4 separate regions of the Homo sapiens genome follow, and all the other regions are linked to region 4. The links are chromatin loops, found by intact Hi-C in ENCODE. Cell type or tissue: heart right ventricle. All regions are shown on one strand. Region 1 holds the start of LOC124900413 (a long non-coding RNA gene). Region 2 overlaps FMO1-AS1 (FMO1 antisense RNA 1). Region 3 overlaps FMO2 (flavin containing dimethylaniline monoxygenase 2). Region 4 has its middle 8.7 kb from the start of FMO3.

The links. A loop is a pair of places that touch in the nucleus more often than their neighbours do. Peaks named below come from ENCODE experiments on the same cell type or tissue, not always from the same donor. Only the 100,000 strongest peaks of a DNase experiment are listed, where the experiment ranks them.
Region 1: a loop joins it to region 4, with 13 times the contacts of the local background. A loop is called at or near these places in 71 of 110 quality-filtered maps.
Region 2: a loop joins it to region 4, with 2.1 times the contacts of the local background. A loop is called at or near these places in 5 of 110 quality-filtered maps.
Region 3: a loop joins it to region 4, with 7 times the contacts of the local background. A loop is called at or near these places in 46 of 110 quality-filtered maps.

The regions. Positions count from the first base shown.
Region 1 is chr1:171,223,139-171,231,138 of GRCh38, forward strand. The region is part of intron 2 of FMO1-AS1 (FMO1 antisense RNA 1); the gene reads right to left. It overlaps LOC124900413 (a long non-coding RNA gene), which reads right to left and starts at 1,223. Exons shown (of 2, transcript XR_007066731.1): 1 at 859-1,223. In heart right ventricle, a CTCF peak has its summit at 3,830 (motif pointing left); DNase peaks (open chromatin) are centred at 30 and 3,814; H3K27ac peaks cover 1,691 bases.
Region 2 is chr1:171,137,472-171,145,471 of GRCh38, forward strand. The region is part of intron 3 of FMO1-AS1 (FMO1 antisense RNA 1); the gene reads right to left. It also overlaps the pseudogene FMO6P. Among named protein-coding and RNA genes, the nearest start is that of MIR1295A, 40 kb to the left of the region's middle. In heart right ventricle, a CTCF peak has its summit at 4,451 (motif pointing right); DNase peaks (open chromatin) are centred at 3,240, 4,500, 4,770, 5,150 and 3 weaker places; H3K4me3 peaks cover 1,983 bases; H3K27ac peaks cover 7,824 bases.
Region 3 is chr1:171,189,230-171,197,229 of GRCh38, forward strand. FMO2 (flavin containing dimethylaniline monoxygenase 2) reads left to right here. Exons shown (of 9, transcript NM_001460.5): 3 at 4,106-4,294; 4 at 7,420-7,582. The region is part of intron 2 of FMO1-AS1 (FMO1 antisense RNA 1); the gene reads right to left. LOC124900413 (a long non-coding RNA gene) reads right to left here. Exons shown (of 2, transcript XR_007066731.1): 2 at 6,861-7,709. Among named protein-coding and RNA genes, the nearest start is that of FMO2, 7.9 kb to the left of the region's middle. In heart right ventricle, no CTCF peak of the experiment used is centred here; no DNase peak of the experiment used is centred here; H3K4me3 peaks cover 3,659 bases; H3K27ac peaks cover 5,760 bases.
Region 4 is chr1:171,078,165-171,086,164 of GRCh38, forward strand. It overlaps the pseudogene LOC646804. Among named protein-coding and RNA genes, the nearest start is that of FMO3, 8.7 kb to the right of the region's middle. In heart right ventricle, a CTCF peak has its summit at 3,250 (motif pointing right); no DNase peak of the experiment used is centred here; H3K27ac peaks cover 1,905 bases.

The DNA.
Region 1 (8,000 bases), 140 kb after region 4:
GAGCTCTCTATCTGCTATTTCCTGAAATTCAACACCCTACGGGTCAGCCCCCAAGGGCAATCCAGCTTCCATCTCAGATGGCCAAGTTTACTTCATGCCTCTCATAGCAAGAGGAAAATTTGGTGTTCCTTGGAAGCATAAAAAAAATGCAAGGAGCTCAAGTCTTTCCAAGAGCTTGATTATCAGTCTATGCTTAGCCATCCCCAAGCAAATGTATAGTAGTACTGTAGAAGACCTTTATTAGACACTCTGCCAAATAATTAGAACAGTACTTGTGCTCTAATCCAATTCGCTATCCCTTTCACCGTAGCAATTCATCAATCTAAAAAGGTAAAAACAAAACACCTCAGGCCAAAGGAAACTCCTTATGAGTCCTTTAATCCTCAGGTTTACATAAATGCCATTAAAGTCCTGTGAGAAGTGCCAAATAAGTTTAAAGCACAAAATCAATTAGCTGCAGAATTTAAATCCACATTGTTCTAGTAAGTAACTATAAAAAAAAGTAGGCTAAATAAACTATATCTATTACAATCAGCAACGATTCATAAATTACACTGAGGACACCATCAAAGAGATACCTAAGCAATTAGGACCTATCAGCCAGATGGCCTAGAAAAATAAAATAACTTTAAATATAATATTAGCAGAAAAAGAAGATGTTTGTGTCATACTTAAAATTTAATGTTATACCTTTGTTCCTAAAAATACTGCCCCTGACAGAATTATAACAAAAGTGCTACAAGAATTAAAAACCCTATCCAATAAACTTGCCAAAAATAATAAAATAAATAACCCTTTTTCTAAAGTAATAAAACATTTGTTCAGTAGATAAAAAGAAATTTTAACTTCAATTCTCACCTCATTTGCTGTTGTTATTGGTGTACTTATTCTTGTAGGCTGTTATATTATTCCCTACCGTCGAAGTTTTACACAAAAACCTGTCTCTGCCATGCTTACAGAGTTAACTCCTAACTCTCCTCCACCTTATTCAGAAAAATTACTTCTCTTAAAAGGACAAACAAAGCAATTAAGTCAAAACATATTAAACAAGTTTGAAGAAGAATTATGAAATAAGAGGAGGAATTGTAAAAAGTAAAGTAGAAGTTCCTCTGGAAAGACTTGTCTCCCCATTTAATTAGGAATAAATAGTAACTTCCCTTAAAAGCAAAATTTATTGAAAGACCTATAGTAACATTCTTAACTATCTGCTAGCCATAATAAAGAAATCAATGTACTTTATGTTCTTAGCTCTTACAATTTAGCCTAAATATTTGCCTTGGCGTGCTCATACTAGTCCAAGCAAGCATTAGGTCATAGCCTGTTTCTCTTCCTTATTTGAAGGTGTTTTTACTTTTCTCAGCATTCTACAAGTTACTTCCTCCTTCCTTTGTTCTCCTCTGCTTTTGCCTCTTTTAAAGTGTTCTAAGTTGCTAGCCAATCGGGACAAATACAGAATGTGAGGTCCTGTTCTAGCCAATGGAAACCGGACACAGCAGTAAGGTGGTAAGGTGGACGCATCAAGTTATAAATGACCCTGTCTCCTTTGTTCTGTGTACTCTCATGGCAAAACTGCTGGTGAGTGTACCCTTTCTGCAGAAAGTATAGAAATGGCCTTGCTGAGGAAATTGAATTTATGTTCAAGTGCTATTTCTTTACAGCACCAAGGAACAGGCATTTCAAAGAGCATGGTGCTATTAAAATAAAAACTTTAGACAAGTTAAGTTTAACATAATTTATTTGAGCAAACAAATGATTCATGAATTGGGCATTACCCTGAACCAGTAAAGGTTCAGAAGACTCTACCTGGCAATGTGGGCAGTCCATATTTATAGATAGAAAAAGGAAGTGACATAACAAAATAGCCTGATTTGTTACAGTTTAGCACTTGCTTTATTTGGACATGTCTGAGCAGTTTGCAGCCTGTGATTGGCCAAAAGCTCAGCTGCTACAGTTAACTGAGACTCAGTTGCTTGTTACAAGAATGTAGTCTCAAGGTAGGTTTATATATATATATATATATATATATATATATATATATATATATATAGGTTTATATACATATATAATGTATATATATAAAACATACATATAACATATATTATGCTTTATTTATATATATTAGGTTATAGTTTGCTTCATTTAGAGACAGCATTAGGCCAAAGTTTAATTTAACAATTCCCCTCTTTTATCAGCCTTTGAATTTTGAGAAATTGACCATAACCTAGGTCCAATTTTTTTCACCATCATAATGGACTTGTTTGGTCTCAGTATAAAATTCACAATTCACAATGTCGAATTTGTTGGATTATTCTTTATGTTTTCCTGATATTTTTGTTTTTCTAACTATAATGAGATTAGTTGATGTACAACGGATGGCTCCATATGAGCATTTGAGACTCTTAAGGGACCAGGCATGGAGGCTTATGCCTGTAATTCCAACACTTTGGAAGGCCAAGGTAGGTGGATTGCTTGAGCCCAGGAGTTCAAGACCATCCTGGGTAACATGGCAAAACCCCTTCTCTACAAAAATATACAAAAATTAGCTGGGCATGGTGGTGCACACCTATAGTCCCAGCTACTCTGGAGGCTGAGGTGAAAGGATAGCTTGGGTCCAGGAGGTGGAGGTTGCAGTGAATGGAGATCATACCACTCATACCACTGCACTCCAGCTTAGGTGATAGAGCCAGACCCTGTCAAAAGAAAAGAAAAGAAAAGAAAAGAGAGAGAAAGACTCTTAAGGGATACAATACATTAGGAAGAATATTATAATGGTTATCAGGAGGAAAAATACAAAAAATTAAAAAATTAAAGTACACTACTTAACAGGAGTCTCTACAAACCAAAATAATCTAAATTAAGCAATTTAAAGTTCAAGCAATAATAAAGACAATTCAACAGTATTCAAGTCCTATTGGTTATAGTCTTTGTTCAGGGCATGACGGTGATTAAGGGCCATAGTTAGTAGTAAAATGCCCTCCTTTAAAGAGGTGCCTGATTCTGTAGTTAGCCTGGTAACACAAGTCATACTAGTCTGAAGACCTACTAAAAGACACATAAAGATTTTAAAACCTTGGAATATTAGCCCCAAATGATTAGGCTAAAAATAAACAATAAAAAACCTTCCAATAGCCAAGTCTGCCATCCACCATTCCACCATTCTGGATACCTGCAAATCAACCATTAGCTGCTCCTGTAAACACATCATGTGTTCCTTTCCCGTGAGAAATTTCCTTGATGTATTTGGTGGCAGTGTCTAGAGAAACATCAGTATCAGCCACATTTTAAATTAAGCTTTTTGTAGTAGTAAAATCAGGAGAAAGGTAAGTACAATATTCAGTTTCGTTTAGCACTATACACAAGTCCTCAATGTAGGCAAAGAGAAGATCTGCGTGATGCTCCATTAAGTATTTTTGTTGAACATGAATGTTTTCATACACCTTTCAAAGAGCAGCTTCTATGCATCTGAACTTTTGGGCGGTCACATTGGCTACAAAATCTAAGATTTTTCCTAATTTACAGACTATCTTCAAATTCTATACAACCAGCACCCCAATACTGCCAAGAGTGTGCCCCCAATAACCCCACAGGAACATTTCCTCCAAGGAAACTAACTTATCTCCATCTATTTCAAGGTTTGTGCTAATTTTGGTTATTGATTGCTTTGGCCTCTGGTTATGAAAGATACAATGGGAACTTTCAGGAAAAGCTATTCAGAAGGTAGGAGGGAGACAGGCCATATAGCAAAATCTGAACCAGTGAGGAAGAGGTAAGTAAATTCTCTTCAGTCCCAATGTAGGCCCTCAGGGGCTAGGAAAGATGGCCACCTAGTGGTGTTTGAGCAGAAGTCAATTAAATTTGTCCACAAGTTCACATAGCTCCTGAGTAAGGTACAGTGAGAAACTTACTCAAAGGGTATGCTGTAAGGGTGCATAACCACATTTAGTGGAAAAGGAGCTTCCAGATTTAATTCAGTGACATCATACAAGCAATTACTCATACCTGCATTGGTAGTCCCCAGGTCTTGAATATGTGATATACCTTTTACAGACATCACTCAGATATGTTTTCTATATTTGGTAACAATTAGGTTATTAATTGGAAAGTTCGTGGTACTATTTCTAGTGAGTGTAGAAAAGTAAGTAGCAGTAATGTCTAGAATTTTAAGGAAAGCTTTCCACTCTTCCTCTAGGGCTTCATGATGACTCTCAATGGGAACACAGACATTGGCATGAGAGAAATTGTTTTCTGATATGGTGGCATTAGCCTACAAACCCAACAATTGCTCTCATTTCTTTTTAGGGCATAAGCTTTTGATAAAGCCACACACAGATTATGCTCCCGTGGATTTTCCTTTAAGGAAAAGGAAGTGATTCAGACAGCAGAAAACTAGGGGGAAAGGGGAGAAATAAGGCTTTCGTGATGACAGAGAAATCTTATTCTATGGTCTTAGGAAAGTGTCTATGTCTAGGATACCATCTGCCTCTGGGGAAAAACTTCCCTGGTCATCTTTACCTTAAGGCCTCCAACAAATATACACCAGGAGTCTGGAGGAGCCCTTCTTAGTAAAAAGATGTGAATACGAGACTCAAAACCCTGAGGTTTTGCTGCAAAGAAGAACTTGGTATAGTCCCTATCAAGGGCAGTCTTCCTCTGGTGTCATTTCCAAAAGACCCAACCTCATTGCTCTAAATCATGAAAGGTCTGCTTGTCATCAATTTGTGAGTCACAAAGGGCTTTTCTTACCTAGTGAAAATGTGCTTTGGCATAATGCGTCAAAGCATGGCACTATTGAGTCATGTCAGAGTTTACAAAAGCAAAAGATCCATAGGTTTTATTATTAACGGAATAAGCCTTGAAGTAACTATTTCATAATTTCAAATATTTAATTTCATAAGCAGTCAACCTAGATTTCTAGTGAGGATGAGTGTGATTGCCATCAGTTGATAATTGCCTTTGACTAAGGCAATCCAATCAATGTAGTTAGCTTCGCCTAATGCCATTGTATTTATAATATCTTATTTAACTGTTTTACAACTTGTCCAGTGAAATTCAAAGGTGAAGCAGGCTAGGCTTCTGGGTTGGGTGGGGACTTGGAGAACTTTTCTGTCTAGCTAAAGGATTGTAAACACACCAATCAGTGCTCTGTGTCTAGCTAATGGTTTGTAAACGCACCAATCAGCACTCTGTAAAAAAGGACTAATCAGCACTCTGTAAAATGGACCAATCAGCAGGATGTGAGTGGAGCCAAACAAGGGAATAAAAGCTTGCCACCCAAACCAGCAGTGGCAACCCGCTTGGGTCCCCTTCCACGCTGTGGAAGCTTTCTTCTTTCACTCTTCACAATAAATCTTACTGCTGCTCACTCTTTGGATCCGCACTACCTTTATGAGCTGTAACACTCACCGGGAGGGTCTGCAGCTTCATTCCTGAAGTCAGCGAGACTACAAACCCACTGGGAGGGACAAATAACTCCGGACACACCATCTTTAAGAGCTGTAACACTCACCGCGAGTGTCCATGGCTTCATTCTTGAAGCCAGTGAGACCAAGAACCCACCGGAAGGAACCAATTCCAGACACAAAATGAGTACTTCTATCACTGAAGATTTCTCCAGGAATGAATGATAAGGGAAACACATTTTCTTTTTTCCTTTTTATTTTTTTCTTTTGAGACGGAGTCTCACTCTGTCACCAGGCTGGAGTGCAATGGCGCAATCTCGGTTCACTGCAACCTCTGTCTCCCTGGTTCAAGCAATTCTCCTGCCTCAGCCCACCCAGTAGCTGGGATTACAGGCACGCACCACCACGCCCAGCTAATTTTTGTATTTTTAGGAGAGACGGGGTTTCACCATGTTGGCCAGGATGATCTCGATCTCCTGACATGATCCACCCGCCTCGGCCTCCCAAAGTGCTGGGATTACAGGTGTGAGCCACTGTGCCCAGCCAAGGGAAACACATTTTCTAATAAACTTTAGCTATTATTATGGCATCAGCCTTCCTGCATGGGAAAGCTTCTATACAACCAGAAAACATACATTTAATGTGTCACTTGAAGGAACTCCATTTTTAAGTGTTCAAATGATCCAGCAGGTGTGTATCACCTGAAGTTTTTATTTTCTTATCAGAACTATGAGTTTGACAATTTATAACCAAAATTGGTTATAAATTTTAGCAATTTTAAAAGTCATGCCATCAATATTTTTTCATAATTTGAATCATTTTATCTCTGTCATGATGAATATGGAATTCAGAGCTCTTAATAATGGAAGCTTTAAGGACTCAGGAAGGACCAAGCAGCTGTCCAGACTCTTCATGAGTTAATGCTTAATATTGCATTTACGTCTTTTTAAATACCAATTTTGTTTCTCCAATTCAGGTGAATAGTACTGCTCATTAAATAGGTTATCATAGGTAATTTGACAGTGATCAAACTTTTAAAGTTTATTCAAATTGCATATCTTAACAATTTCAGTACTGGCTGACTTAGCATAAAAGTCTGCCAAATCATTTCACTGATATCTAATTAATTCTTGTCCTGACATATATTGGGTTCACAGTTTTATGAACCAGTCAATTTTTTCATTGTAGAATTCTTAGCCAGTCCAATGGTATGATCTTAAAGTTATCAGAAAACTATATTTGTCAGTGTCCTTTTCATGAGTCTTCTTGAAGATGAAACACTTTAGGCTTATAGTTGCCCAGGAAAGTACCATAGTAAACAATTAACCATCTGTGAATGACAAGACTTAAAATTGCCATGGTTAAAAACCTGATGAGACCAGGCATGGTGGTACATGACTCTAATCCCAGCACCTTGGAAGGCTGAGGCAGGATGATTGCTTGAGCCTAGGAGTTCAAGACCAGCCTGAGCAACATAGTGAAACCCTGTCTCTACGAAGAATAAAATAATTAGCCAGGTGTTGTTGTGCATAGTAGTCCAGCTACTTGGGAGACTGAGGTGGGAGGATTGCTTGAGCCCAAGAGCCCAAGGCTTCAGTGAGACGTGACCATACTACTGCACTCCAGTCTGTGTGACAGAGTGAGACTCTGCCTCTGAAAAAAGAAAAGAACAGAAAAGAAAAGAAGATAAGAAAAAGCAAGAAAAGACAGACAAGAAAAGAAAAATAAAAAGACCTAATGAAAATTCACTACAATAATGATGGAATTGATAAGGAAATGAAGTTACTTCTGTTTCATACAACATTTTAAGATAATAACTAGAATTATGAATACCAGCATTATATGAGGACAACTTGATGTCTATGAATTTCATACAATTTCCAAACCATATAGTAATAACACATACACACAAAAATAACCCAAAGAAAGTTAAGCATTACTTATTTTTGACAGTACTATTCATATAATTTAATGTATCAAATAAGCCCAAATACTTATTATCTATCTTTTGTAAGGATGGATATCCTTTTGATGTGTTCCAAGGGCCCATGTGGAAAATCTCAAAGTTAATTCAAGGTCAAGAAAAAGGTTTAATTTTACATTTTATATTTGGGAAGTCTGTCCAAAATATCAAAGGTTTGAAACACTTGAGCAAAATATTTAATAGGATCACAGGTCACTGTGAATAGTAGTAATTTATTTAACCAAAGTGATAATTAAAACACTTCAAAGGCAAATATAGAAAGCTACATAGTTGTAGAAAAACTTTAGCTCTCTTAATAGAGAAGACTCAGTTCTCTTATGAAATAAAAAACCTAATAAAGACAGCATGAAGCACTGGACATTATCTTAGTAAAATACAGAATATTTATCTCCTACACCAATTATCTAAAATGGAAAGAAAAACCTTTCACAATTTCCTGTTAGAAGTAGACCAAGAAAATGTTGTTTTAACAGAAACACCAAATTCTAGTTTTGTATCAGTGTAGTTCTCATACTAATACTGAATTTTTAGAAAAACTTGTAAATAGTTCTTTCTAATCCTAGCTAGCCTGGTCACACATGAAATTTATTCCACGATTCATCTTCTACATTGAAAGA
Region 2 (8,000 bases), 59 kb after region 4:
TTATATTTTTTGTAACAAGAACCAAAGACTTCATTCTTGCCTTTTTCCTACCCCTTTCTTTTTACTTCACCCATGCCTCCCCTGTTCTTCTCTTATCCTTACCACACTCAGTCCTTCTCTTTCAGATTTTACTATGGCTCTATACCATTAAAAATACAAGAAAAAAAAGGAATTTTACTTTAAGAATAACTCCTCCCCCTTCCCCAGTTTTCACATCAAAAGACATTGTTAAATGCCATTCTCTTCCACATTTCGAGAACTGCTGATTCTCTGGGGAGAGAAAGGTGATTGCTTAAGAGGTGAAGTCCCTTAGAGCATTCAAAATGAGGAGTGATTCTGTACAGAGGATATCATGCAGCAGGCTGGATGTCTAGTTCCAATTCCTTTATTTGTTACCTCTGAGACCTTGAAGAAGTAGTTTCTAGTCTCAGCATACCAAAGCGTCATCTGCAATTGAGAGCATTGGATTGATGATCTTCAAGGTCCTTCCTGCTCTAGCATTCACTGAATCTGCTATTTTTGACATATTGAATAATCAGAAGCAGCCAGTTTTAGAATCTTATTATAGCAAAAGTGGTAAAAATAATGAGCATATACTATCAATGTGCATCTATGTCTTCTTATGTTTGAGTGAGGATCCTGATACATAAACCTTGGCTGATAATTTCTACTGAAAAAAATCGTAAGTATTAAAGACACTCTTCTGAAGATGTTCTCTCCAGACTCTGCTACAGGCAATCATGAGCAAGAGGGTTGGCATCATCGGAGCTGGAGTCAGTGGCTTGGCTGCCATATGGTGCTGTCTGGAGGAGGGGCTGGAGCCCACTTGCTTTGAAAGGAGCGATGATGTTGGAGGCCTGTGGAAATTCTCAGTGAGTGGCACATCATTAGAACACCAGTGGAAGGAGATGGATTCCAATGCAAATCAAATCTGATCAGTTCTAATTCAGATTTAGAAGGCAGATCACAAAAGCTCCAAATCTGGAAAGTAAAATCTTACCTCTCCAATCATACTAATGCCCAAAAAAACTATTTCATACCAGCAAAATTTGTCCTGAAAAGGACATTTTCAGCTCATTAAACATCATCACCTGCATGGTGAAATCCAGATCTCCAAGCTGTAAAGGGCACTAATGTTGGTAATTAGTCAAAAATATACCATGGGCTTCCCAGGTAAGTGAAACAATTCTATTCTTTATTGCTCTTAAATGCCAGGAACACGACTAGAAAAGAGACAAACAAACCTGGACTGAGATCCTGAGGTCAGAAGTCCTGAGTTCTAATTTCAACTTGTAGGTTTTCTAGGCAGATAAGATTTCAGTCCAGTTGCTTTTGTTTCCCTGGACCTCAAATGCTCATTTGTCAAATGCAGAGGATATGATTCTATAATTAACTTATGTCTATTGGGCAGATAGAAATTATTATAGATGATGATTGTGTGTGCGGCTGTTGAATAGCCTATCAGCTCCAAATCCAGAGGGAAAAATTATGGTCTTTGCCATTTGGGCTCATTGTAGAAATAATATAATTAGGAAATAGTCCTTGTAAACACATTTTTTTTTTTAATTTCAAAGCCAAGTTTGGAGAAACTTCTAGTTCTTCTGTCCTGGATTTCCCAGCCATTGTAATCAGTTGTCGATGATACATATTTGGCTTGAAAACATATTCACATCATTCATATTGTAACTACTTCCTGTCCTGGTCTCAGTTACTGCTCTGCCTGCGCCAATAGCCTCCTCCAATAGAGTATATCAGTGCTAACTTAGAACACATTTTTATTCTTCTCCAAGCTTTTTTTAAAAAAATTTGTGGTTTTGTAACCCTGAAAGCACTCCATGAGATATAAGGTCATTAATTTTTATTTCCCAGTAGGGGGTAATCAAGAGTTAATATTTTTCAAGAATTTAATTTTCCCTATTTACATTTGCTCAGGGAAATGTGGACAGCTTAGAGTAAATCATAAAATGGCTTTCTACCATCTCCCTAGTAACAATTAAATGATGCTTGAGCATCTATTCTGGTAGTTTGTGCTAAGTACTGGGATGACAAATATGGAATATAATCACTCCTTGTAAATGGTTCCATTTCATTTGATTAAGCAAGCCATAATATAATTCCGTAATCCTTTGATAGCAAATGGGCAAAAACTCATTTGATAGCCGAACCTCTTCTGAAATCGTAAGGTTAAATACCGTGAATTGGATCAACATGAAGCTAAGTCTCACCTTCTGTTGCACGGCAGAAATTTTATTGCATTTGACAGATTGCTGCCCCAGATCTCACTAGGAGTATTATGGAGCAAAATCCAAAAATGTACACATTCCAAAATATATCTGGCCCTAAGACTTTTAAAATAAGAGATTATATAACTACAACAACAAGATAGACCTTGTCACCATCAATTCAATGGACGAGTGCCTCGAGCGTTTAGAAGAGGGTGGACTACGGAAATCTTAGTAGGTCAAAGAAAACCTCCCACAGGGATGACACTTAGCCTTGAAGGATAACCCCAGACAAGCAAAATAGAGGACCACCTGTGACACAACTCCTAGAGAGTGCATTTCCCAATAAAGTCTGCGAATGGCACTCCATAGGCCTATGCAGTCATTGGCAGTGTGCCAGCACCAGGTTAAGAGAGACCAACAATCCATGAAAGGCACAGAAAAGGCAATGAACATGGTGTGTGCAGAGAGGGATCCATGAGTTATCCAATATAGCCAGATCAGAAAGTTTACTTAAGGAAGCAATAATATGATACAAAGATCAGTAAGATTCAAAGTTGGATTCTGAGTTATCCACAAGAGGAAATTCTTCTTTTCCATAAGGTCATGTCTATAAGCAAAATTCTACTCAAAGTCCTGGTGAGGATATGGACCCATACAAATACTCAAAACTTTAGCCTCCTCCACATACCCCAGCCCTTCCTTCTTTTCTTAGAAAAGTTGCTTGGCACAATATATAATCAGAGAGGGATTTTTTTTATGTGTTACATAAGACTTTATCTTGTAAGCCTTTTTTAGAAGGTGTTCTAGCAGACAGAAACGTGGTAATTCTGAACTTTTCACTATTTGCTTTTTCTGAGAAATGAAAACCAAATGGGATTTAAATACTAGCAGGCTGAATGTGTGTTTTAAGTTTCATCCACTCCTAAATAGGGCCTCGTGTCCTCAAAAGATTTCATTACTGCTGTAATAAGAAGTTGCTCAACAGCCAGGTGCGGTGGCTCATGCCTATAATCCCAGCACTTTGGGAGGCCAAAGCGGGTGGATCACGAGAGGTCAGGAGTTCAAGATCAGCCTGGCCAACACAGAAAAACCCCATCTCTACTAAAAACACAAAAATTAGCCAGGTGTGGTGGTGGGTGCCTGTAATCCCAGCTACTCAGGAGGCTGAGGCAGGAGAATCTCTTGAACCCAGGAGGCAGAGGTTGCAGTGACCTCAGATTATGCCACTGCACTCCAGCCTGGGCAATAGAGAAAGACTCCATTAAAAAAAAAAAAAATGCTTACCAATAGGTTAGTAGCATTTTGATTGCAAAAGCTGAAGCCAGGACTATTTGAACTTTTTCCCACTCATTTATTCCTTTGTTCATTCAATGAATACATACTGTGTACTTTATGTGTAGGGTACTATATTAAGCATAAGCTGCAGATAAGAGGCCAGCCAGCACTTTAAAAGCCGTGAGAAAACAAGTATCAGAATAACTATAAGTGACTATATAATTAGGGCAATAAGGATAATGGGACCTTAGTAAAACTAAAGATGATTTGGCAGTAGCTGAGAGGGAAGGTAAAGAAAGCCATGACAAAGTTGAAGGCAACTTTTGAGCATATTTCAAGGGCATATTTAGACAAGGAGATATGGGACTCATAAGCAGAGCTGGAATAGGAAAGAAGATCAAGGTAAACTGCTTAGATGCATGTACAACATTCTGAAATTAACCTCTGACTTTGCCCTCAAGTTACTTATGTTCTCGTGGGAAAGATGAGAGATGAACACGGTTATCATCCAAGACAGATGGTGCCCACAGCTGCTTAGATCTCTGGTTCCAGGGTAAAGCTCCCTCAGCTAGAGGCAGAGTCAAAGTTGAATTTCCTCCTTACTGGCTCAAACCACACCTCATATTGAAATAATAAAAATGCATGCTCCCTGGAGCAACTGACTTGTTATCTAATACATTTGCTTTTTTGTGTTTGTTTGGAGAACAGTCTTTTCGGAAAAATTCCAAGGAGCTGTAGTGTACATACTCTTCTCTCCTGGTGTTATAATTGGCTGAGGTCAAGGGGCAAAAAAGCAGAGATTCATTCAAGATGGAAATATTCCAAGGCCTTAGCATCTGTTTCCCAGAACAGAGTCTTACATTCTTTAACCAGGCTCCATCCCACAGTTCAGCCCTGCCTCCTTTCAACAGGCAGCTGAAAAAACCTCCTTCCCACCTCTCCTTCTTCTCACAACCATCAGTAGAAGGCGCTAGCTGTGGGTGAAAGGGAAGCACTCAGCCTGCCAAACTGCTGGACATGAGCCTTCACCCTTTTTCTGACCTCCACAAAAATTTTAAAAAGTTTAAATTCCTGTGCTTCCACGCTTATGAGAAATACAGCAACCATGAATAGAGGAAGATTATGTTTTCAACTTGAGAAAAAATACTGAGGCTTTGGGCAGCCCCCCACTTCCCCACGGGGACACAATCCTCTCAACCCTTTCCAGCACTTTTTGTTTCCCTCTTCCAGAGGTCATCTGGTGTGAGAGGGAGAGACACATCTTGAATCCAGCAGCAACGTGACATTCCATCTCTTTCCCCCCATTGCACAAGAGTCCTTCCGGACCTCGGGAAGCAGAAGCTGCCAGCTCTGAAATGTATTTTCAAGGCAGCACATTGTGTGCACTTTTACCCTACCCTCACAACTGAGAGGAAATGTTTATTTTCAATTTAGCTTTTGACTGCTTCTAAAAAATAAGCCACTTTTCAATTACACAGAGGCTTTAAAATGAAGTGCCAAGATTTAACACATGTTCTAAGGGCTCTGGTTTCCTGTGTTTCTTTGGTGAGGAGTGAAGTCCAGCAACTGGTGAGCCAAAGAATAGGATTCATTTACAACAGAGCAGTGGTTCTCAAAGTGTGGTTCCTAAACCAGCCACATCAGCATCACCAGGAACTTGATAGAAATGCAAACCACCCCAGACTCCACCCCAGACAGATTGAATCCGAAATTCTAAGAATAGGGCCCAAGAATCTACGGTCTAGGGAGCTTCCAGGCGATTCTCATTACGCCAAAGCTGGGAAACCACTGCAATATTGGGTTGTTGCCAGTGAAGAGTTTGCTAAACTCCAAAAGCAAATAAATAGGCTAGAAGTCAGAGCCTCTTCTAGACAGTTTTGTTTTTTGTTTTTTTTTTAACCTGAGTATAAGATCAGAACCAGTGGTGGCACAGGAGAAAGCAAAAACCACTAAGTGGCTATAAAGACAGAGCTAACACTGAGGGTAATTACAGTAAGAGGATTCACATGGAAAGAGCTCCAGTTCTGTGCCAGGTGCTACGCGAAGGGCTTTCCATTCCTTATCTTACTGAGAGCTTTTAATTTTTGTTTACGCTTTTAAACATGAAAAGGGTTTTAGTCAACCAAGAATTGAACCACTGTGTTCACTGAAGGGAACACAATTCTTGGCTTTCTCTTTAAGCTTTCTTATTCTCCCTAGGACCACACAGAAGAAGGCAGAGCCAGCATTTACCAGTCTGTATTCACAAACTCTTCCAAAGAAATGATGTGCTTTCCAGACTTCCCTTATCCGGATGATTACCCAAACTATATACACCACAGCAAGCTCCAGGAATATATAAAGACATATGCTCAAAAGAAGGATCTTTTAAGATACATACAGTTTGAGGTAGGGGTCTCATAACTTGTACTGTTGAAATTAAGATATGTGTGGGTTAGAGAAAAAGGAGGCAGCAAACTATTATAAAAATTAGAGCCAAATGTTTGGGCACCTCAGTAATCAAATGTTGGCTCTGATTATAAAGCATTCATGCATTGATTTTTTCTCTCCTAGACTTACTAGTTCACTAGTCTCTGAGAGCTTTCAGACTACCTTAGAAAATGGAGGCAGCTAGCCCATCATTGTCCACTTTCCACCCTCATGCTCTGATGTTTTGGAAATAATCCAAAATGCTTTAGTATATATTAGGAATTTTGTCAGTTCAATGCCAATGAGTTGTGGTTCAAAAAACCAGAGCATTTGGTAGGGTTTCTCCCATTACATTATGAAAAGGTTAACAACTTAAATGGGAAATATAGTCATTGCCCCCATCTTTACCCACTCAGTTCATTAGTTTTTTTATTAAAAAGGTGAGATTTCAGCATTGTTTCTGCGAGAATAATGTTTTACATTTATTTGGGACTCTTTATTGAGCATTTCTGTCTGTATGTTTGGAACTCTTAACCTCAATTAACTGCTGCTAAATGCAGAACACTTGCATATAGTGGGAAAAACAATCAGCAAAATTATGAACCATGGTGATATTTACATCATTATTTTACCTGGAGTAGCCCCAAATGTATAGTTAAAATAAAATTTTCCAATAGTCATTTTATTCCATTCATTCATTACATTCATTTGCTTCCATTATGGTGTTAATATCAACAAACATTAATGAAGTTCCTATTGTGTGCTTGCATTGTGCTATGTGTTATATGTAAAAGAAAAAGAGGTCTAAGACTTAGCTCTCAAGAAGTTATTTCAAAATAAATATGTAAAGAGTAAGTAAAAAGATTCCAGTAACAATTTCAATCAAAGAGAAAATTTTTTAAAGCTCTTTATGATTTGTTTATAAATAAAACAATGCTATGGAGATCATGAAGCAAGAGGCAACACTTTGGGGGAAGGTATTTTCTAGAGGAGGTAAAATTTAGTTGTATTTAGTAGGTGTTTTAGATAAATGAGTGGCATGAGTAAAATTAGAGAGGTGGGAAAATGCCCTGCTCATTTGGAGAACAGTGGGCAAACCAAGTTGGTTAGGAGGGAGATATATATGCTAGGATGAGATATGGCCACATATATCAGTAAACTAGTGTGTACTGTGACTTTGAAAAATAGAGGATTATTTTGCAACCATGTAAAAGAAGTCCAAAGAAGGGACATCCAGAGCTTATGTGATGGCACCAAAGTTATCAAAGATTCAGCTTCACCCATCTTAGCACGTGGCCTACATCATGACGTTTGCCTTGTGGTGCAAAACAGTTGCTGAAGCTTGAGCCGTCACATCTGCCTTCTAGGCAAAAAAAAAAAAAAAAGTAAAGAATGAAGGGCAAAGGGATGTTCTCTCAGCTGAATCAGCTCCCCTTTTACAAATTCTCCTGAAAAAACTGTCCAACATTGCTTATATCTCACAGGCCACCCTAGTTGCACAGGAACCTGGAAAATGCATCCCTTTTCTGTGTATGTTGTCGCTCCAAACAAAATCAGGGTTCTGTTAGTAAGAATGAAGGGAGAATGGACATTAGGGAAGCAATTTGCAGAATATGTTCCAGAAAAGTCTGTGGGAATAACAGAAAATAAAACTAAAAGAGTAAATTGGAACAAAATTGTATGGACTTAATAGTAATCGCATTCAAAATGTAGAATAAGTTTTAGAGGCTGTGAAGTAACAGAAATTGAGCAGTGAATTGAGCAGAGAAATTGAGAAATGAATATAGTCCTTCAGGAAGATTAATCTGACAAGCAGGACAAAGGATGGCTTGTAGGAAATGGGAGGCTGAAGACAGGCTAGGTATAGGTTCTTGCCGTAGTCCATGCAAGGGAGTGATAAGGACTTGAATGAAGGCAGTGTTAGCAATCATGGAAAGAAAGCGTGAGATTGGGAGATAAATACTGTTTAAACATGAGGCAAGGATGGAGAAATAACAAGGAAAACAAGTCATGGATTTGAAGCATAAGTGGCTGGGAGTTTCATGTCATCATTCAAAGAAATAAGAAAGTCAGAAGCCAGTTTCAAAGGAA
Region 3 (8,000 bases), 110 kb after region 4:
TTTCTTTTAATATTTGGATTTGGATCTCCTCCTTTTCCAGATGTATATGTTTAGTTATTTTAATTTTCATGTAATACTCTCTAGACATATCTCAATCTTGGTTTTCTTCCTCTAAGTTCAATCTGAAATATCACTTTCTCTCTTAAATTTGGCTCCCCCAAGATCCAACATTCCAAACATATTGCCAATGAGTGTATACCTTTTAGCTTGAAAGCAGCAGAAAAAAAGTGGTAAATACCTGAGCCAGGGAACTTAATTAGGGGGTTCTATCAGTGATCAAGGCCAGTGATCAAGGGAGACACCAGCCTAATGAAAGATGACAGAAGATAGCAATACTCTAATAGAGATGTGGTTCACAAAGTTCATTGTGCAGAAGCAGCTAGGGAGAGCTTCTAAAATACAGAAATCTGAGCCCGTCTTTTTTCTTTTCTTTTTTTTTTTTTTTTTGAGATGGAGTCTCGCTCTGTTGCCCAGGCTGGAGGGCAGTAGCGCAATCTCAGCTCACTGCAACCTCCATCCCCCGGGTTCAAGCGATTTAGCTGGGATTACAGCCTTGTGCCACCACACATCTGGACCCATCTTCTAATGCAACTGGTCCACTGACTGGCATTTGGGAATTGCAATTTTGCCTCTAATTGTAGGACAAGGAAGTAAGAAGAGTTTTAATCATATTCAATTCAAGTAATGGAGCAGATAGATGTAAGGTCCATCCGAAAGAGTGAAATGATAGAATCACAGAATATTCTTAAAGAAAGGCAATTTTATTCTTTCTAACTGCTTATGGTAACTACCCATGAAAGCAAAAATATTGATTGGTAAGGGTCAATATAATGATGTTTCACGAAGAAAAAGTTTAATTTGTAAGTTTTTGTAATTCACATTTATAATAAATAAATCTGTTTCTGCTTTATAAATTTCCTCACTTGAGTAGATTAAATATTACCCTTATAATCTTCTTTAAACTTACTGTTTACAACCTTTTTATTGTCATGAAGTCAAACATAAACTTCAATTCAGCTCGTGATCAAAAGATCATAAATTCTAAATAAGTGCTATCTGAATTAACTTGGTTTGCTAGAGTTTTCTGACATTCTGAAAATTCTATATTAGAAGAATTCTTTATTATATGATAATTTATGTTAAACAAATTATAGCAAATTCTACACATAAGGAAATTCAGACTATATTTATGCTTAATTATCCAGGCAGTAGTAGTACTTAAGTAAATATGTGAGTTAAATTTATCTGTTTTGAAAACTGTGCCTCTGTCCTCCTCTTGATTGACAATAAACCCTCTGTCTCCACTTTCACATCTCCAAAGTTCAAGTGCATTTTAATACAATATAACAATAAGCACCATAAAGATATAAACTATGTTTGTACTGTTAGCATCTTATCCCTAAATCCAAGCTCAGGCCCTGGTCAGTTCAAGCATTTGATACATACTTGTCTATTAAATCAACATTAATCATCTCTTCATAACTAGGAAAACTAGGCCAATTTTACCCAGATTTGTCTAAATACACAGATGCCTACTTCAGCAAACTAAATGTAGAAGGAAGCACATATGAAGACAAGGGGGTCTTTTTTAGCTGCTATTTACCAATTAACCCAACAATAAAAGTTTATCACTTGGCTGGGCGCGGTGGCTCACGCCTGTAATCCCAGCACTTTGGGAGGCTGAGGCAGGTGGATCACCTGAGGTCGGGAGTTCGAGACCAGCCTGACCAAAATGGAGAAACCCCACCTCTACTAAAAATACAAAATTAGCTGGGCATGGTGGCGCATACCTGTAATCCCAGCTACTCAGGAGGCTGAGGCAGGAGAATCACTTGAACCCAAGACGGGGAGGTTGCAGTGAGCCGAGATCATGACATTGCACTCCAGCCTGGGCAACAAGAGCAAAATTCTGTCTCAAAAAAAAAAAAGGGATTATCACTTGATCTTCAGAAAAATAGTGAGGTCATTATTGTTTGCTGACAGACTACACAAGTAAAATCTCCCAAAGGCCAGTTTTGCCCTGGCCCTAAGATTACTGTAGGGCCTCAGACATCAAATCAGTTCTTCTCATCACTCAAAATTCCCTTAAAATTGACCTGATAGAGAAGCCAACCACATTTTTAAGCCAAATTGTTGGGTCTTTTAAAAACTAGCATTTTGGCTGTAGTATAACAGTCTTAGTTTAACTGATTCAAAACTATGGCTGGCTTAGTAAATTTAACGCTAGTGGCCAATAATAACAGAAAAGAGATAAATATTCTTAAGTATGTATTTTGAGCCAGGGATTCTGCTAAGTACTTTATTCACTCTCATTAAAGCCTTGAAACAATTGTTGCATGTTTAAGTTATTAATGAGCCCCATTTTACAGAGGAAAATGAGGAAACTGACCTATGTAACTTGCTCATGGTCACAAGCCATTAAAGGTGGCAGAATTAGGATATCAATCCAGTCGGTGTGACTCCAGAACCCTCCTATTTACTCTATACTACTCATAAAATTATTTGGTCTTGGGGCTGGGCGCAGTGGCTCATACCTGTAATCCCAGCACTTTAGGGTGTTGAGGTGGGTGGATTGCTTGAGCTCAGGAGTTTTAGACCTGCCTGGGCAACATGGTAAGACCTCATCTCTACAAAAAAAAAAAAAAAAAAAATACAAAAAATTAGCCGGTGTAGTGGCACGCGCCTGTAGTCCCAGCTACTTGGAAGGTTGAGGTGGGATCACCTGAGCCCAGGAGGTTGATGCTGCCGTGAGCCATAATCATGTCACTGCATTCCAGCTTGGGCCACAGAGTGAGACCCTGTCTCAAAAATAATAATAATAATCTGGTCTTGAGAAAAAATAGTATTTTTTTCTTCATAAAATATTTTCCATTTTGAGAACTTGATTAAGAAACTCATTGTCTTGCCAATGACATTACATTCAATCATGCTGAAACATCCAGAAATAGTTTACACATCAGTTTGACATCAGTATTATGCAATTTGAAGCCACTGTTTGAAAATAAAAACACTGTACCGTGATTTGTTTATCCAGAGTTCAGATTATTATATCCTTGTATATGAGACAGAAACCCCCTTGTATTCTAGTGCAAACTCTCTTTGGATCTTAATATGTATAGTTAACAATAATACCATACTACATTCTAACTACCTAGAAAGCTAGCATACCTTAACCTGATTAACTTTTACCAAGTTACTTGAAATTATAGCAAAGTTACCATTTAAATCTTGATTCTGGCCAGGTGCAGTGGATGAACCAAGCATGGTGGTGCCTGTAATCCCAGCACTTTGGGAGGCTGAGGCGGGTGGATCACGAGGTCAGGAGATTGAGACCATTCTGGTTAACACAGTGAAACCATCTCTACTAAAAAATACACACAAAAAAAATTAGCCGGGCGTGGTGGCAGGCACCTGTAGTCCCAGCTACTCAGGAGGCTGAGGCAGGAGAATGCCGTGGACCTGGGAGGCGGAGCTTGCAGTGAGCCAAGATCACGCCACTGCACTTCAGCCTGGGTGACAGAGCGAGACTCTGTCTCAAAAAAAAAAAAAAAAAAAAAAGATTTGATTCTATCAGTCTACTCACCTTTATAGCTTGACAATGATTGATTTGTGTAAAAGGATTCAAATCAAAATTTGCAAACTCCCTTCCTCCAAAGGTACTCATTTTATAATACTGAAATTCTCTATTATGTTCTCTGCCCAGTGTCCCAGGGTTTATTGGTTTCTAAAGAGGTAGTGGGTATATACAGCCTCCCCAAGGGGAATTTAGGAAGTAAGCTGGTTGTCACAAAGACTGGCATTAAATAGGTAGAGACCTAGGATGCTAATATCTTGCAATGTGCCAAAATAATTGTCCCTGTCCCCAACCTCACCATTGCCAATATTACCCCTACCCCTCACAGTGAGCGTCACAGGCAGGCAACAAACTGGTGTCGTCACAGAATGATTGATGGAACACATAGACTGCATTCATTACCTAAACATTGTCGTCACACTGCAGCAACCAAAGACAATCGCATTACCCAGGGGTTAGATGTAGGAAGAGTAAAAAACAAAAAATTTTTGAATGCGTAATTATCACTAATTATTTTATTTGATCCTTCAGGAGAATGTGGAAGATGGCCGAGCAAGTATCTATCAATCTGTCGTTACCAACACCAGCAAAGAAATGTCCTGTTTCAGTGACTTTCCAATGCCTGAAGATTTTCCAAACTTCCTGCATAATTCTAAACTTCTGGAATATTTCAGGATTTTTGCTAAAAAATTTGATCTGCTAAAATATATTCAGTTCCAGGTATTGTATTTTTGGGGAAATGGGTTTCTCTGCATTAGTTCAGCTCATATTTAGATAGAAAAGTTACTCTGATAATGAAAGCAATTATGAATGAAGTATCCCATTCTAAGTATTTGTTGAAATATAACAGCCTCATATAAAACCCAAAAAGTAGTGTCATTACCCTTGGTATTATAGATTATATACATTAATTGAAGAGGAAAATCATCTGTTAAAGTTAAAGGTTTGAATAATAATATATTGATGTCAAAACTTTTTTTTTTTTTTTCTCCCTGAGACAGAGTCTCACTCTGTTGCTCAGGCTGGAGTGCAGTGGCATGATCTCAGCTCACTGCAACCTCTGCCTTCCAGGCTCAAGTGATTCTCCTGCCTCGGCCTCCAGAGTAGCTGGGATTACAGGCACACATCACCATGCCTGGTTCATTTTTGTATTTTTGGTAGGGACGAGGTTTCACCATTTGGGCCAGGCTGGTCTCGAACTCCTGACCTCAAGTGATCCACCCGCCTCGGCCCCCCAAAGTGCTGGGATTACAGGTGTGAACCACCACACCCAGCCTCAAAAATTCATTTAAACTAATATCTGTTATCATTGAATACACCTAGCTTCATTTGCCTTGAAAGGGCGTATACCAAAATTAAATTGCTGTTTTGTTTTCTTAGCTTCTTCATAGAAATGGGATTTCTTAGATGTGTATTAAATAAATTCATTGGTCTCTGTTCATACTAGAAGGCTGTGGGAAGTATTTGCTTATCATTTTTTTCTGAATGCAATCTCTTACAACCTAAAGATGGCCAGATCATTTTGAAAAACACTTGGAATTACCTTTTCCTGTGCTTCCTCAAAATCAACAAAAAGCAATATTTTAATTAAGCATGCTGAATTTTTATCAATGGTCTATACTTTGAGAAATAGCTACTATGCTTAGAAAATAAAATATAAATCACATTTCTTGGCCAGGTATGGTGATTCATGTTTGTAATCCCAGCACTTTGGGAGGCTGAGGCAGGAAGATCACTTGAACCCAAGAGTCTGAGACCAACCTGGGCAATACAGTGAAAATCTGTCTCTACAAAAAATTTTTAAAAGATTATCCAGGCATGTTGATACCCACCTGTGGTCCCAGCTATTCTAGACTGAGAAGGGAGGATTGCTTGAGCCTGGGAGGTCAAAGCTGCAATAAGTGGTGATTGTGCCACTGCACTCCAGCCTGGGCAACAGTGTGAGACCCTGTCTCAAAGTAAATAACTAACATTTCTGGATAAATAACTGTTAGTGAGGCTTATTTTTAATACATGTCATTTTCTTAGTAATTCTAATACTAGGCTTATATAATATCAACTTACAATAGTAAATTTTGGTGAAAATTTGTATTTATAAATTCCATTAAAATGTCCAGTTCTACCTAATGTAGTTTTTCACCAATTCCTGGTAGATCTAACTTGTGAATAACAGATTATGTATACCAGAAGGTTTTGTAACTTTGTGCACTTAACTATCAATCTACTTAACAAATATCTCGCCTTTTTATGATAAATAACTTCTATTCCATTCTTTTAAAGATCATGTTAGAGTCGCAAGGAAGTCATTTCTCTTGGTTATTGTGTTACTGCTACTTTTGTTTCTTGGAGAGTGAAGAGGGGTTGGGAAGAAAGGTTTCTGTTTATTGGTCTCTGAGTTGGTGTAAGTCATAGGTGTTAGAGCTCAACTCGAGAAGCAGGCAAACTGTAACAAGCCCTGTTGCTTATGATTGTCAATGTAATCTACATCAGTGCTTCTCAAACTTTAATGTGGACATGAATCACCTGGATATCTTGTTAAAAATGTAGGTTCTAATTTAATAGGTATGGGGTAAGTTCTGAAATTCTGCATTTCTGACAAGCCTCCAAGTGATACTGAAGATCCTGATCCTCAAATCACATTTTGAATAGCAAGGATCTACAGCACTTAGTTAATATACTACTTTGAACTACCATCTGAAATCTTTTCTTTCATCTGAAAACTGCCCAGATATTTAAAGCCCTTTTACAAGATTTCTACTAATATTCCATATACATTTTTAAATTGAGACAGCTTAAAAATTACCAACCCAGCAGTTGGAAAAATATCTGAAAATTTGAGATATATAAAAGACTAAAATACTTGCAAATGAGAAGCATGCCATTCCTCTAGCATTATAAACTTTGCTTCCACTTGACATCGTTTCTTAATCCAGCAGATATGAAACATTTATGTACAATTTTAAAAATTAACAGACCTCCAGTGAGCTACATTTAAAAAAATCAATGAACCAATAAATCATTTTATTCAAATAAGATCATGAACTGTCTTGCTCACATGATGTACTCTGTTTTAAAAATAGCAAATGTTAAAAACTATCATTCAGTGGAATGCTGACCATGTGTCAGGCACTCTGCAAAGTGTTTTGCGTGAAATATCTTCTCTAATACAAAGTCCACAAAGAGGCGGCTACATAAAACGTTCCTGACATATGCCAATTGCATGATCACTTGAATTATTGGTTTGTTTCCTTGTTCAGATTATCAAATAACAAACAGAGAGAAGTTCTTTAAAAGAAAAGATATATATTTGGTGATAGAGCATTGTAATGAGAATGTACATGCCATGGTAAACTATTTGTGTATTCAGGGAGTTAAAGGAAGACAAAGGTTTTTAAATGGGGAAAAAATACAATTACATAATTGTTTTGAAATAATTATATAAAGAGCAATAACAAGGGTGATGCCAGTCTGAGATTGGACAGTTACTGAGCAGATGTTCTTGTAGAAGTCATTTTTGTGTAAGATTATGATGGTCTTTGTGTAAGGTGGTGGTTTTTGTAGTTTTTGTTATCAGGCACACATCATGAGAACCCGCTCTTTCTGGCCTTTCCCAATTCTATTTGTCGGGTTTCTTAACATTAGTGACTCCATCTAGATTCTGACAGTTTTCATGAGAACTTGCTTTTCTTTTCTCTCTCAAGTCCTTATTCAGTATTCAACACCCTTAACAGATTAGTCCCACTGCTGAGTCAGGCCTCTTGCATGAAGCAGCAATGAGAAAGACACACTTGGCCAATGTTATCCTGGAGTAATTCTCAATGATGCCTTCTCTGTGTTTCTTCAAGACAACTGTCCTTAGTGTGAGAAAATGTCCAGATTTCTCATCCTCTGGCCAATGGAAGGTTGTCACTCAGAGCAACGGCAAGGAGCAGAGTGCTGTCTTTGACGCAGTTATGGTTTGCAGTGGCCACCACATTCTACCTCATATCCCACTGAAGTCATTTCCAGGTGAGACCCGCTGGGATTCCCAGCTTTTTGGAGTAGGTTTCCAGGTACTTTATATGTAGTTTGGATTGACAAGCAGGATTCATTGCTGCAACTGGGCAGAACTTGGCTCAATAAGATTGAGACAGAGCTAGAAAGATGAAAGACACCAAACATCATCTTTGTTTCTATTGGCCTCTGAGTCTTCATCACACATAGATCTCAGAGCCAACTTCCTTGGAAGTCACTAAGTCCTTGGCATAATTTTAGAGAATTCACATCAAACTGGTTCTCTGTTGGAGAGGCCCTTTTAGCCATGTGCCTGCGTTGGCCTTTTTCTACCCTGCCAAACACCGAGCCTTTTTCACAGGGCCATACTCACACACAAGGGGAGAGCTCCTAGAAAGAAATGCTTTGCAAGTTAGTGATGGGGAGAGAAGTG
Region 4 (8,000 bases):
TAAGCCAAAAGAACAAAGCTGGAGGCATCATGCTACCTGACTTCAAACTATACTACAAGGCTACAGTAACCAAAACAGCATGGTACTGGTACCAAAACAGACATATAGATCAATGGAACAGAACAGAGCCCCCAGAAATAACGCCACATATCTACAACTATCTGATCTTTGACAAACCTGAGAAAAACAAGCAATGGGGAAAGGATTCCCTATTTAATAAATGGTGCTGGGAAAACTGGCTAGCCATATGTAGAAAGCTGAAACTGGATCCCTTCCTTACACCTTTTACAAAAATTAATTCAAGATGGATTAAAGACTTAAACATTAGACCTAAAACCATACAAACCCTAGAAGAAAACCTAGGCATTACCATTCAGGACATAGGCACAGGCAAGGATTTCATGTCCAAAACACCAAAAGCAATGGCAACCAAAGCCAAAATTGACAAATGGGATCTAATTAAACTAAAGAGCTTCTGCACAGCAAAAGAAACTACCATCAGAGTGAACAGGCAACCCATAAAATGGGAGAAAATTTTCGCAACCTACTCATCTGACAAAGGGCTAATATCTAGAATCTACAATGAACTCAAACAAATTTACAAGAAAAAAACAAACAACCCCATCAAAAAGTGGGTGAAGGACATGAGCAGACAGTTCTCAAAAGAAGACATTTATGCAGCCAAAAAACACATGAAAAAATGCTCACCATCACTGGCCATCAGAGAAATGCAAATCAAAACCACAATGAGATATCATCTCATACCAGTTAGAATGGCAGTCATTAAAAAGTCAGGAAACAACAGGTGCTGGAGAGGATGTGGAGAAATAGGAACACTTTTACACTGTTGGTGGGACTGTAAACTAGTTCAACCATTGTGGAAGTCAGTGTGGCGATTCCTCAGGGATCTAGAACTAGAAATACCATTTGACCCAGCCATCCCATTACTGGGTATATACCCAAAGGACTATAAATCATGCTGCTATAAAGACACATGCACACGTATGTTTATTGCAGCACTATTCGCAATAGCAAAGACTTGGAACCAACCCAAATGTCCAACAATGATAGACTGGATTAAGAAAATGTGGCACATATACACCATGGAATACTATGCAGCCATAAAAAATGATGAGTTCATGTCCTTTGTAGGGACATGGATGAAATTGAAAATCATCATTCTCAGTAAACTATCGCAAGAACAAAAAACCAAACACCGCATATTCTCACTCATAGGTGGGAATTGAACAATGAGAACACATGGACACAGGAAGGGGAACATCACACTCTGGGGACTGTTGTGGGGTGGGGGGAGGGGGGAGGGATAGCATTGGGAGATATACCTAATGCTAGATGACGAGTTAGTGGGTGCAGCGCACCAGCATGGCATATGTATACATATGTAACTAACCTGCACATTGTGCACATGTACCCTAAAACTTAAAGTATAATAATAAAAAAAAATCCCTTAGATGTTCACATTTTTTATTGATTCTTTTTCATCCTGAAAGTTCTTTCTATTCATTTCTCTTCAACTTGTACATATTCAGTGTTTATTTTCAAGGCTACAGCCCTGTCAAAGAGTATTAAAAACCCAGAAAAAATATCTCAAATGGCTCTTCCACACCTGTCACAGAGCAATCCCAGGACCCCACATGCAGATTCCTCAGGCTAATACCACCACACTGTCCCTAGTGCCTTTCCATTTTAAATACCTTACGTGTGATATCTTATTTTATTCTTACAACAATAGCCTGAGGCACATTGAAATTGATGAGGAACCTGAAGTCTAGGGATTCCAAGTGACTTGTTCATGATTAGCAAAATAGTTAGTGGGGAGAGTTAAGTCTTTCAACTCTAACTTCTAGTATTCAGTCAACTATATTAATATGTCTCTAATTTGAAATTTATTATAACTATTCTTTTTCATTGGGGTGATATCTTTAACTGGCACATTGTTAAATAATAAAGAGTAGCACAGTTCTAGACTCTAAACTCCCAATGGAATATCTGGATCAGGTCTACCATTTATTCTTATAAGTTAGAAAGTCAACAATTATGGTTGGAGAGAAGTTTTATTTCGATATCCCAGAAATGAGTTAGGACCAGAGATGTGAGAACCAGAGAAGGCCAGAAAATGGAAATACTAACCAAGCATTATGTATACTTATCTGATTTTTTTTTTTAACTTTTCAGCTATCTGTAGTGGTAGTCTGACTAAAACAAAAAGACATTTCAAAAATTAAAATTCTTAGACATAAGTCTACTTATTCTTTACAATCCAGTTTCATAAACGAATTCTTATCAGAGTCATGGTCTCCCTCTATTTCTGAAATAAGGTATTTGATTCAGCTCCCTTATATACTTTTATGGCACTCAATTGCTGGGGGATATTGAGAGGTATCTGCCAGTCTACACACCCTAGGTCTAATCTCTGTAGCTCACTTATAGCTTCAAATATGTATCACTTAAAAATATTTTCATTATATAAATTCTTTTCAAATACACATTCAAAATATATATATATATATTCAAAGCATTATATAAACAAAGTTTGAGTAATGAAGATGGGATGTCACAGAAGCCAAAACCCAACTGTGGGGAGAGACTAAACATCCCTGGCATTAGTGCTACTCTGTATCTCATATATTAACTCTGCTCACCACAAACTCCCATCTCTTCTCTTCATCAATCTTTTAGTATTTCTACCCTAAATCAATTGAAATTTTTATTGAGCACTTTTTTTGTGATTGGCACTAGGAATGCTCCATGCTTGGCATTAGGAATAGTACCATGAATGTAAGATGTATTCGCTTTCTTCAAAGAGTTTAAAAGGCAATTGAAAAAACAAGACATGCATAGAAAATTAAGTAATAACACAAGAGATCATAATAATGCAATGCAAAACAACAAGCAAGGTAGTATATAAAAAGTGGCCATAAGTTAGGGAGAGAGAGAAAAAAAACTGGCATTTCTGAGAACCTATTTTATGACAAGTTCTGTACAAAGTGGCTTTATAGATTATTGCATTTCTAGATGGAAACAAGCTTCGTTAATCAGCATTATATAAATGATGTTGTTTCCCTGAGTTTTATCTATTTGAGATTTCTGGATCCTGAGTGTAATAGAAAGGATTCATTTAATGTAGGAATTTACTACTATAACACAATCCTATTAATATCTTCATTTTATGAAACAGAAAATTGAAGCTCAGAAAGATTAAATAATTTACCTAAGGTCAAACATCCAGTAGGTGGCAGAAGCAACTTTTAAATTCTAAACTCCATGCAAGTCACACAGGTTTTTAAGAGTATCTCAAACACACACTCTGGAATAAAAACCAGATGGCCTTCACTATAGCTAAGTTAATCATAAATATAAGTAGCATTGCTGTAAAAAACATGAAGCAGGATGCTGATATAAATGTCCAGTTACTCCTTGTTGAGGAATTGACCAGTGTAGTCTGAACTCCTAGCCCATGTGATCAAGGGTACCAAATCTAGTATAATTTGGTCTAGTTTGCACACTGGGCTCTCTTCATTTGTAAACTCAGCAATTCTCATGGTGAGGGAAGTTGTTTGCTTTCTTTGAGTGGTGGTAGATGGGGAGAGTGTTTCAGGGGAAGTGACTCCTTTCTAGGCTTCACCCTTCATTTTTGACCCAGTAGGCTCAGGATGAGGCCTGGTAATCTGTTTCATTTTGATTTGTAATCCATTCACGTCAGCTTGCCGTTCGCTATTTAAGAACCATTGCTCTCAAGCATGTTTCAGGGCAATACAGATTTGGTTTAGCTTCAGTTTAAGTGACGAACAAAGTCCACTTTAAGTAATTCATCTTTTATTTTCTAGAGCTGCTGTGCTTACCTCTGCTAAAAGCTGCGAGACATACTGCTTTAACCTACAAAAGCTTCTCCGAAACAGAAGTGTATATTTTTGTGCCAATATTTTTCTTACCAGCTGTGCTTTCTTCCAGGGAGATCGTGCTTTGCCACTAAATGAGCCTGTGTGCAAAAATACTCTCTGCCAAGTAGAACCTTGCTGTTTCATATTCATCAGCTAATTTATTCCTGTGACCACCTTTTGCAGTATGCCTATTTTACAGATTTTTTTAAAAAGCAAATTTAAGAAAGGAAATAACTTTCTCAAGTTTATGCAGCTGATACACACTGGAGGTTGAGTTTCAAATTAGGTCTGCCTGATGCTAAATTATTTTCCTTTGACTTTTCTCTGTCTTCATTTTCTCTCCTGCCTTATCCGTTGCCCACGTGTTAAGTCCCATCGTGTTACCCACAAGCATACCTTAGTCTTATTCCTGGCTCTTAGTATTGAGGAAGTTGTCAACTTTGGCATTAGGTAGGTTTTAAACTGGATGTTCTGTTCATGTATGAATTTTATGAATAATTCATTGGTTTGGTGCCCACTAAAAGGACCAACAAGATTATTTTCTGGTAATTGCAAGTTTCATTGTGAAGGTTACACATAAATTTTTTCTACTCCTTATTCATTCATCCAATAGTTTAATGCCTGTGTTTTATTGTCAAGGTCGATTTATTTGCCAGGAATATGAGGTCTCTGCTTGAAAAGAAAATAGTTTTGTTATCTTTTTTTTTCCAGATCTGGTCATAATCCCTAGCAAAGATATACTGGTTAATGTTACCAATAGGGTAAAGGTCAATGAAAAGCAGTAAAACAGTATTTGTCAATGTTTTATGAATTTAAGTGGACTTAACTGTAGAGAAACTATTAAAAATCATAGTCTTCTCCTCTGTACTAGGCTTCCTATTCTAAAATAGGGCTCATTTTTAAAACTTCTGACCATTCAGTAAATAATTTTGTGATCAACTATGTATGCATAGGGCATCGTGCTGAGGAAAATCCAAGTTAGACTACAAGACATGACTCCTACACTCTGTAAGAACTATCATCCATTTTCAGAAAGAAAAATTTATGTAATGATAATGATAACCAAGGAATTATAACTAGCGGATAAAGTGAAAGTTCAGATGTCAAAGTAAACAGAGACTTCTTTGAGTTGATGTAATTCCTGAGAAAAAAATCATTTTACTATATAATAGAGATTATATAACAACTTTAATTTTCATCACAAGAGAAAATACTAAGTTATGTGCTTGAACAAGTTTTTTGCTGCTGTTCTCTGGCGAAAAGATCAAAGAACATTTGAATCTCTTCCAGCACCTCAGAGGTCAAGCCAACAAAACTAGCTTACAAATATACTAGGTCTCCTATAAACAAATATATGCTGCTTTTCTCCAACATGGCCGAGCCCAGGAGAGGTGGTGTGCAAGTATCCATGACGGCTGTCTGGCACTAGAGTGGAGAGGGTAGCGAAGAACAAAGCACTTGCAGGGTGAGAATCTGAATCCGGCCTGAGCTGAAGAGGAGAGGCTTGTTGTTGCCAGTGTTGGTTTAGGTAATGGTGTGAGTAGAAACCAACTGCTACTGGTTTTAGAGAAATGTGGACTGGTGGATGCTCTCTTAATGCCACCTTACAAGCCCTACTCATTTGAAAGATACAAAACTACAGAAGAATCTAAGAGAGCCTATGTTACTCTCAATGGGAAAGAAATAGTGGATGATTTAGGACAAAAGATGATTCTGTATTTGAATTTTGTGGAAAAAGCACAATGGAAGGAGTTGGGGCCTCAAGCCTTACCACTAGTCCTCATAGTAGTAGAAGAAATAATTTCTACTGAGGATGAGAAAATTCTTTTGGAAAGTGTTGATCAAACAAAAGATACAGACCATCAAAATTTTCAAAAATGCTTAAAACACAGAAGAGTAAAGCATTTTGGTTATGAGTTCCACTGTGAGAAAAACAATGTAGATAAAGATAAGCATTTGCCTAGGGGTCTTCTTGATGTTTGTGATAGCTTTTTGGAGAAATGGTTGAGGGAGGGTTACATTAAACATAAACCTGAACAATTGACCATAAATCAATATGAACCTGGGCATGACTGTCATGGATTTTAAGTACCCAGATGGTATCACAGTGCCAGTTATTTTGCCTTGTTTGAGTTGGCTGGTGATGACAGGAGAATCTAGATACCTTTGGGCCCATGGGTTACCCTTTGGCTTGTGATAGCCAGAGGAAAGAGACTCCTCCCTCCTTTCCAGAGAGTGATAAAGAAGCCTGACAACTAGAGCAAGAGTACATCCATCAAGTTTATTAATAGATTGCTGGGCACTTCAGCAGCATGAGATATACAGCTTGGCCACACATCATTGAGTTTTTGAAGGCTTTGCCAAGTGGCTTAATAGTGGCTGATACTGGATGTGGTAATGGAAAGCACCTTGGCATCAATAAGGAGTTAGATGTGATTGGTTGTGATCAGAGTCAAAACCTTGTGGACATTTGTAGAGTGAGACAATTCCAGGCTTTTGTTTGTGATGCATTGGCAGTACCAGTCCACAGTGGGTTTGGTATGCCTGACTCTCCATTGCTGTTATTCCCCATTTTGCAACAGCAGAACATAGAATGACAGCTCTTCAAGAACATGTTGGACTCCTGAAACCTGGTGGGAAGGCACTCATTTATGTCTGGGCAATGCAACAAGAATATATTATAATAAACAGAAGTCCAAGTAGCTTACAGGAAACAGAACTAGCCAAGGAAAGAGAGAGGAGATAAGCAGTGACACCTCAGTGCAGGGGATGGTTGTGAAGCAAATGCCTGATGTGGGCAGTCAAGACTCAGCATCTTCTGTCTCCTCCATTAATGACTCTTAGGAGGGAGGATATAATTCAAGGCAAGTTACTAATTCCAAGCTTCCTATTCATATTAACAGGACTTCTTTTTGTTCTCGGGATGTACTGGTCCCCTGGTACCTTAGGGGAAACCCTGATAAAGACAAACCTGTTGAGCAATTTGGTCCCATATGATCCTATGACCCAAGTTCCATGTTTCATCATTACTTATGTGTTCTTTGAGGGAGAATAGGAAGTTGCCTGCAGGACTGTGAGTGATTTCAGCATTCTGCAAAGCTACTACGATCAAGGAAATGTGTGTGTGATTCTTCAAAAGGTCTGATTATTTACCTGAACATATCATGTATAAAAAAGAAATGCTCATTTTGTTTCAAAAAAAGGAGAATAATTATCATTTTAATTAAAGAGAAAACTAAGAAACTACCAAAAGAGGGCTCTTGAGAAAAATTTGGAAGTAGAGATTCATTAGGAGACATTCAGTCAGCTACTGTTGGCTGACCTCATAGATGTAGTCTCCTACAACTTCCCTACAAGAGATGGCTTCTAAAAGCAATTAAAGTAATTTGTGCAGTGCTTGTAATTCTTGGGTAAGAGCCCACCATTTTGAAGATAACCTTTTGTTATAAAGTGTTACTGAATGTACTAAATCATGTAGGATCTTAGTGAAGTAATTCTACCACATTTTAATAAAGGAAATATTTCTGGTTAATAAAAAAACAAATATATGCTAATCTTCAAATTAACTTGACTAATCTATTTATAAAAGCTATACTATTCATCACTATAACATTTTTTATTGTAATATGTAACATTTTCATAAACTTTAATGCAGACATGAATATCATGCTAACATCAGTCAATAGGGTGCCTGTTTTGCAGCTTCTCTTGCCTTCCTGTGTGTTCCTCGGTGGCCTATCAGTCTCAGGTGCAGTATGTGGACTCTAAGAATGAAATGATCAGATTCTCTGGCATGAAACTCAAACTACTGTCCTTATTTCTCATTTTTTAATTGTAGTGTCTAAGTGGCTTCTGTGTTACTTATGGTCCAATAAATGATGTGTAACCTCCTCTTGATGGTATTCTGGAGTCGGGAGAGGTAGTGAAATGGAAGAATAACTCAGGTGTATCACCTGTTAAACCCAGGAGGTGGAGGTTGCAGTGAGCAGAGATAGTACCACTGCATTCCAGCCTGGGCAACAAGAGCGAAACTCCATCTCATAAATAAATAAATAAATAACTTGCTGAGGGGGTCCTAAATTTTAAATATATACCACT